Linked DNA regions of Homo sapiens: region 1 is linked to region 2. A link is an interaction called in ENCODE POLR2A ChIA-PET data of the cell type or tissue named here. Cell type or tissue: PC-3. All regions are shown on one strand. Region 1 overlaps BABAM2 (BRISC and BRCA1 A complex member 2). Region 2 overlaps BABAM2 (BRISC and BRCA1 A complex member 2).

Region 1 (4,000 bases), 170 kb after region 2:
TGTTTAGATAAGATAATGGTATTTTGGTTATGCTTTTTAAAAGATTTATATTTTTGCATATTATACTGAAATATTTACAGATGAAGTGTCATAATATGTGGGGTTTGCTTCAAACTACAATGCTACTAGGCAGTAAGTGAATAGGAGTATAGATGAAACAAGATTATGACGTGGCAATTATTGAAACGAGATCCATGGGGATTCATTATACAATACCCCAAAATAGAAAGTTTTTCAAATAAGGAAATTCTACAGTTGTAATTAATTTTGTTGTTTTGATTTCTGAAAATTATACCTAAGAATTATAATTGGATTTCTAAAATGGCTACTTACAAATTTATAGCCATGACATGAAGCTAAAAGTTAAAGAAGGTATGCAATTAATCTTAATTGTTTAATCTGGCTTAAAAATTTATCAATTTTCAAAACACCCTTAGTCCTTTATTCTAAATGTTACAAACATTTTAAAATGCATTGTTTCCTTGAAAAAGAAAATTTTCACAGGGCATGCTGCAAAACAGCACAAAAATTTTTATCTCAAATTTAATAATTACAAATTAAAAAGTCCAAAAAATACTAACAAAACATAAGAAATGGACTTAAAGCTCTCTTCAGGAAGTCAAAATCCTTAGATTAACAGACAGTATTTCAATTATTTGTGTTTAGTATTAAAAGGTTGACAATCACTATGACAGATTTTCTAATTCAGTAAAACACAGCTAAGGTTGTCTATGATGTATTCACTATGAACTAGACAAGATACATACATAAAATAAATCTATAGCTCATTCCAAAAGTATTTCTATTCAGTTCTATTTATATATCAATAAAAATATATAAACTCAAAAGTTTGAAATAGTTATCTCTTTTCCCAACTTGAAAATGCTTTTTAATTTAATCTGTATAGATTTACTGAATTTGGAGTAGAACCTAGATAGTAGTTGAAAGTAAAATAAATGGTTAACTAGTACATTAAATTAGTTTTAAATTAAAGTCAAATCTCATTGAGACACATTTTGCTTTTTAAAAATAATTCCCAGAGGCGCTAACTAGGCTAAAGTTCATGTTAACCTTGGAAACATCTTCAAATTACTAAAATAAATAAGTCTTTTTAAAATGTATTTTTAAGCCAGGCATGGAAGTGTGGTCCCAGCTACTCAGGAGGCTGAGGTGGGATCACCTAAGCCCAGGAAGTCGAGGCAGCAGTGAGCTGTGATTGTGCCGCCACACTTCCAGCCTAGGCAACAGAGACCCCATATCTTAACCAAAAAAAAAAAAAAAGTATCTTTAAACACACAAATTATATGTAATTGTTATGTCAATTAGTGTTTGTGCAAATTAATTTTTTAACCTCCTAAAGAACCACCTCCTTTGATTTTAAAAAGTGACTGATAACCTCTGGTAGACTATTTTAGATACTATAAGTAATTAGCTGTCCTTCTTTTGAAAATTCTATAATAATCCAGACTTTATTTTTCAATCTGGTTTCTTCATAAATGTTCTTGAAACAGATTCAAGAAACTGTATTCAATGTGTTGAATGTTTTGTTCATAATAATGTTGTACTTCTATTTTTGTAATCCTACCTACTTAAAAACATTCTTAAAACGTATACAAGGTCTACTGAGTCATTGTCAATTCAAGGCTAGAAACCATTCTGTGGTTAAAGGATTACATCAAACCAGTGTAAGGGCTGAGCTGGCGTTTTCCTTTACAGGTTTAAATATCTTGGCTCTCCAAAGCTTGTGTGGGGGCTGCAGTTTGGCATAAAATTCTCAGCAGGATGTAGATAATTTCTCTGAAAAATGTTTTTTAATGGCTAAGTGTTTTTTTTTTTTTTGCTTTTTAAAAATGTTGGAGAAAACATATATTAGAACCAGGTTCAAAATTTATGAGACTCTTCCTCTGTAATGTGCCCATTCTTGTAGATAACCCAAGTACAGCAGAGCAATCCCAATCCTAAAGACTTCATTAAGCACAAAACCTCATTGCTATATGAGTTGAAAGATAAGTACAAAAATCAAAACAAACTGCTTCAATTACAAAGGTAAACTTAGGGCTTCTTTGAAAATACATCCATGTGCTAAGCTCTCTCTGGTAATGATTATATGTTGTCCTTGGTCATTTTGGCCTCCACACCTCTGGTTTTCTTTCCATTTTTACATTCAAATATTACTGTCTTTATTCCCTAAAATGGCCTTGTGAGACAGGTACTTATCAGTTTTATCAATAAATAAATACATAGATCCTGCATAATCCACCTAGTAATCAATAAAACTAAATCTAGAGTTCAGATCTGTCTCGCCCATGTTCATTTTCAATACCTGTAGTTCTCGACTCTGGCTATAACACTAGAATTGGCTTTGTTTGTTTGTTGTTTTTGAGACAGGGTCTCACTCTGTCGCTCAAGCTGGAGTGCTGTGGTACAATCTCAGCTCACTGCAGCCTCAACCTCCCAGGCTCAAACGATTCTCCCACTTTAGCCTCCCAAGTAGTGCAATTACAGGTGCGCACCACCATGCCTGGCTAATTTTTGTTTTTTGTAGTGACAAGGTTTTGCCATGTTGCCCAGCCTTAGAATTGACTTTCTAAAACCACTGATGCCCAGGTTCTACCCCAGACTAAATAAATAAATTGAAATCTCTGGGAGCTAGGATCCAGCAATCAATACATTCCTGATTTCCCCATGAAATAATCACAGCACCACACAGCAATACAAGAAGAGAAATGTAGAAAGCAGGATGGCAGACATGGTCAACACTAAATTATCTACTTGCAAAACAAAGCTTTAATGTCATTTTCTTTTTTCACCCTACAGTCACTCACTTCCCCACTCCCAAATCAGTAAACACCAAGAAGTCACATAATTCTAGTATTTGCCTACATGAAGTATATTGGGAACATAAATCCTAATAATCACCAAAATGTATAAAACAATTCTAGCTAAAACACCCTCTAGATGATTTATAATTTTATACCCTCTTTAGCTACTGGCTCCCTTTATTATATTTTGTGGCCGTTTACTCCTTTCCGCATCTCTATCTTCCACCTGAGATTTTTGTCTTTCATCTCCCTGAAGAATTAGCAAAGGTTTGCTAATGATGAAGTCTCTGCTTTTGTTTACTTGAAAATGGATTTATTTCACTTAAATTAGTCAATCATCTTTTTGCTAGGTATAGGATTTTAAACAGTTGTTTAGTTTATCACATTAAATATATCACTAAACTGTATTCTCTCTTTCATTAATGCTATTAAGAAGTCAGCTAACAATCTAATGGTTGCTCTTTTGTTTTCTCTGGTTTCTTTTTTTAGATTTTTCTCCTTGTCTTTGGTTTTCTGTAATTTGCCATGATGTGTCTAGGAGTAAATTTCTTTGTAGATAGCCATCTTAGGATTAAGTGGACTACCTGAATCTGAGTAATTACATTGATTAATATTTATATACTGAATATATTTAGCTTTTTTAAAAAAAACTTTATTGCAAAATATAACAAATATATGGACAAGTTCACAAAACAAAAATGAATACCTTAATTAATAACAATCACAAAATCAACATCTGTGAAACAGATGGAGCACATGTACAAAGCTAAGCTCATCAGCACATTCTATTCCCCAGAGCAATAATGTTCACAGATACAATGACCTATATGAGGAAAGTCAAGACAAGTCTCAATTCCAAGACTTTGTGATACCAGACTTTCTTTTCTTCGGAACTTGGTGTTGTGATGTTCACCTAGAAGTACTAGGAGATACTAGGAAGAGCCTAAGAGTAATATCAGCGTGAGCAGAAGGCAGAGCAAAGCCCTGATAACATTGTTTAAGCCCTAAAACTATTCGCACCCCAAGCTAGTTCTACCCCTGGTCTTTACTGTTATATGAATCAATAAATTCCTTTTTTTTTTTTTTTTACCTGTTTGATTGTATTTTCTGTCACTTGCATCTCATCAAGTTCTAACTGCTACAATTCATCATGTGATTGCCTTTCCTGAAGTAATTTC
Region 2 (4,000 bases):
TGGTATCAGGGTAATGCTGGCCTCATAGAATGAGTTAAGGGGAATTGCTTCCTCTTCAGTTTCTTGGAATAGTTTGAGAAGAAGTAATGTTATTTCTCCTTTATAAGTTTGGTAGAATTTGGCAGTAAAGCTATTTTGTCCTAAACTTCTTTGTTGGGAGAGTTTTTATTACGGATTCAATCTTGTAGTTCATTATTCATCTGTTCAGGTTTTCTGTTTTTTCCTGATTCAATCTTGGTAGGTATGTATGTGTCCAGGAATGTATCTATTTCCTCTAGGTTTTCCAGTGTATTAGTATATAGTTGCTCATAATAGAATCTGATGATCTTTTGTATTTCTGTGGTATCAGTTGTAATGTCCTCTTTTTTTGTTTCTGATTTTGTTTATTTGGGTCTTCTCTCTTTTTTCTTGTATAGTCTAGCTAGGAGTTTTTTTGCTGCTGTTCATCTTTTTAAAAAAAAAACCTTTGTTTTATTGGTCCTTTGTATTTTTTGTAGCCTCTTTTTTATTTAGATCTTTATTATCTCTTTCCTTCTACTAATTTTGGTTTGGTTTGTTCTTGCTTTTCTAGTTCCTTGAGGTACATCATTAGATTGTTTATTTGAAATCTTTCTACTTTTTGACGTAAGCATTTATTGCTATACACTTTCCTCTTAGCACTGCTTTTGCTGTATCTCATAGGTTGTGGTGTGCTATGTTTTGATTTTTATTTGTTTCAAGAAATTTTGTGATTTCCTCCTTAATTTCTTCCTTGACCCAGTGGTTCTTCAGGAGCATGTTATTTAATTTCCATGCATTTGTACAGCTTCTGAAGTTCTTCTTCTTTTTGATTTCTAGTTTTATTCCACTATAGTCTGAGAAGATACTTGGTATAATTTCAATTTTTAGAAATTTGTTGAGACTTATTTTGTGGCTTAACATATGGTCTATCCTGGAAAATGTTCCATGTGCTGTTGAGAAGAATGTGTGTATTTTCTGCAGCTGTCGGGTAGAATATACCGTAGATGTCTGTTAGGTCCATTTGGTCTAAAGTGCAGTTTAAATTCAATATTTCTTTGTTAATTTCTGTCTAGATAATATGTCTAATGCTGAAAGTGGGATGTTGAAGTCTCCAACTATTATTGTATTGGAGTCTATCTCTCCCTTTAGATCTAATACTATTTGCTTTATAACTCTGGGTGCTCCAGTGTTGTCTGCATATATGTCTAGAACTGTAATATTCTCTTGTGGAACTGATCTTTTTATTATTATATAATGACCTTCTTTATCTCTTCTTACTGTTTCTCACTTAAAGTCTGTTTTATCTGATATTAAGATAAGTACTTCTGCTTGTTTGCTATTGGCTTCCATTTGTGTGGAATATCTTTTTCCATCCCTTTATTTTCAGTCTATATATGTCTTACCAGTGAAGTGAGTTTTTTTAGGCAGCATATAATTGGGTCATTTTTTTTTTTTTGTCCATTCAGCCAGTCTGTATCTTTTCAGTGGAAAATTTAATCCACTTACATTTAAGATTATTATTGATATGAGGGGACTTATTCTTGTCATTTTGTTCAATCGTTTTCTGGCTATTTTGTATATCCTTTGTTTCTTTCTCTATTATTGTTTATCATTGCAGTTTGGTAATTTTCTGTAGTGGTAACACTTGAGTCCTTTCCCTTCCTCATTTGTGTGTTTGCTTTACCAGTGAGTTTTATACTTTTGGGTGTTTTCATGATGATAGATATTGTCCTTTCACTTTCAGGTGTAGAGCCCTGGTAAGCATTTACTGTAGGGCTGGACTAGTGGTGATGAATTTCCTCAGTTTCTGCTTGTCTAGGAAAGACCTTATTTCTCCTTCATTTGTGAAAGATAACTTTGCTGAGCATAGTATACTTGGCTAACAGTTTTTTTTTTTTCTTTCAGTACTTCGAATAGGCCATTTTCTCCTGGCCTGTAAAGTTTCTGCTGAGAAATCTCTTGTTAGTCTGATGGAGGTTTCCTTACATGTGACTAGACACTTTTCTCTTGCTGTTTGTAGAATTTTCTGTCTTTGGCTTTTGATAGTTTGACTATCACGTGCCGCAGGGAAGAACCTTTTTGGATTTTATCTGTTTGAGAATCTCTGAACTTCTTGTTATTTGAATGTCTCAATTTATTGCTATACTTAGAAAGATTTCAGCTATTATTTCATTAAACAGGCTTTTCTATGCCTTTTGGGCTTCTCTTCACCTTCTGGAACACTCAAAATTTGAATTAGTCACTTTATGGTGTCCCATATGTCATATACACTTTGTTCATTTTTTAAAATTTCTTCTCCTTCTTCTTTTTTTTTTTTTTTTGTTCTGACTGGGTTATTTCAAAAGAGCTATCTTCAAGTTCTGAATTTTCTTCTGCTTGATCTAGTCTACTGTTGAAGCTCATGAATAAATATTTTATTTCATTCATTGAATTCTTCAGTTTCAGAATTTCCATTTGGTTCTTTTTAAGGATATCTATCTCTTTGGTAAATTTCACATTCACATCCTGAATTGTTTTTCCAATTTCTTTGTACGGTTTATCTGTGTTCTCTTATATCTCAGTGAGGTTTTTTTTTTTTTTTTTTTTTTTTTTTGAGATAGAGTCTCACTGTGTTGCCCAGGCTGGAGTGCAGTGGTGCAATCTCGGCTCACTGCAACCTCTGCCTCCTGGGTTCAAGTGATTCTTGGGCCTCAGCCTCCCAAGTAGCTGGGACTACAGGTGTGCGCCACCATGCTCAGCTAATTTTTGTATTTTTAGTAGAGATAAAGTTTTGCCATGTTGGCCAGGCTGGTTTCAAACTCCTGGCCTCAGGTGATCCACCCACTGCACCCTCCCAAAGTGCTGGGATTACAGGCATGAGTCACCGTGCCTGGCCAGTGAGCTTCTTTACTATCGTTACTTTTATATTTTTCTGGCATTTCATAAATTTCTTTTCCATTAGTATCTGTTGCTGGAGAATTATTGTACTCCCTTAGAGGTGTCATATTTCCTTGTTTTTTCACATTTCATGTGTCTTTACGTTGATATCTGCACATTTGGTGCAAAAGTCACTTCTAACTTTTTGGATTGACTTTCATAAGGGAAGACTTTTTCCTGAAGATGTATGTATGGTGTTAGTTGGTCAGAAAACCTTAACTTTGATTCTGGGTGCATGCAGGAGTGTAGTTTCTGTATTATTTCTTCAGCCGTAAACAGTGTCAGTGGTATTTGTGATCTTCTCAGTGGCTTAGGCTGCAGTTGTTAGTAGAGGCTGTGGTGAGGTTTTGTTGGGGATGGGGACACCATGTGAGCCAGTTCTCTGGCAGCAGTGGGCCAAGGGTATCTATCCTTGGGCCCCTGGGCAGTGTATGAGTGCATTGGCATTAGTGAGTCCAAGTGGGCCAATTCTTGGGTTTCCACGTGGCTTGCTCAGGTGCCAGCAGTGGCAGTGGTAGGCTGGAGTGTGGACAAAATCTCACACTCTTAGGCAGCATGCATAGCATGGATGATGGCCACGGCAGTGGTGGGACAACCCTGAGGCTCCCCAGTGGCACACATTTGTGTTAGCAGTGGCTGTGACAAGCTGGGTGGTCCAATCCCCAGGACTCCAGGTAGAACATGCAGGTGGGTGCTGGCTGTGATGGTGGCAACAGGCTGGGTGGGCCATCTTCAGGTCCCTGGCAGGAGTGCACAAATGCTGGCAGTGGGGACAGGGTGGGATAATCCCGAAGACACTGGAAGGCATGCTTGGGTACTGGGAGGGGGTAGCAGTGCCAGGCTGGTTGGGCTTGTACTCAGGGCCTCCTGTGCAGGCTATGGTGCACAAGGTGGGGTGATCCTCAGGCCCCCAGGTGGAGTGCTCGGGTGGTGGCAGCAGTGGTAGTTATAAGCAGGCAAAGCCTGTCTTCAGGGTGTGTGCAAGTGCTCTGCAGCCCTGCAGGGGGTGGACAGAGTTGCTGTCAGTAGCAGCAGGTGCAGGTAGGTGGCTCTCAGGCTCTGGGGAGCATAAGCTTCGGTTCCT

What was found. Peaks named below come from ENCODE experiments on the same cell type or tissue, not always from the same donor. Only the 100,000 strongest peaks of a DNase experiment are listed, where the experiment ranks them.
Region 1: POLR2A ChIA-PET joins it to region 2 with 5 read pairs; 2 of 35 experiments call an interaction of 5 or more read pairs at or near these places.

Annotation. Positions count from the first base shown.
Region 1 is chr2:28,001,971-28,005,970 of GRCh38, reverse strand. The region is part of intron 4 of BABAM2 (BRISC and BRCA1 A complex member 2); the gene reads right to left. Among named protein-coding and RNA genes, the nearest start is that of MIR4263, 7.6 kb to the right of the region's middle. In PC-3, no CTCF peak of the experiment used is centred here; a DNase peak (open chromatin) is centred at 1,670; H3K27ac peaks cover 416 bases.
Region 2 is chr2:28,175,163-28,179,162 of GRCh38, reverse strand. All of the region lies in intron 7 of BABAM2 (BRISC and BRCA1 A complex member 2), which reads right to left. The region is part of intron 1 of LOC100505736 (a long non-coding RNA gene); the gene reads left to right. Among named protein-coding and RNA genes, the nearest start is that of BABAM2-AS2, 130 kb to the left of the region's middle. In PC-3, CTCF peaks have their summits at 3,712 and 3,916; no DNase peak of the experiment used is centred here.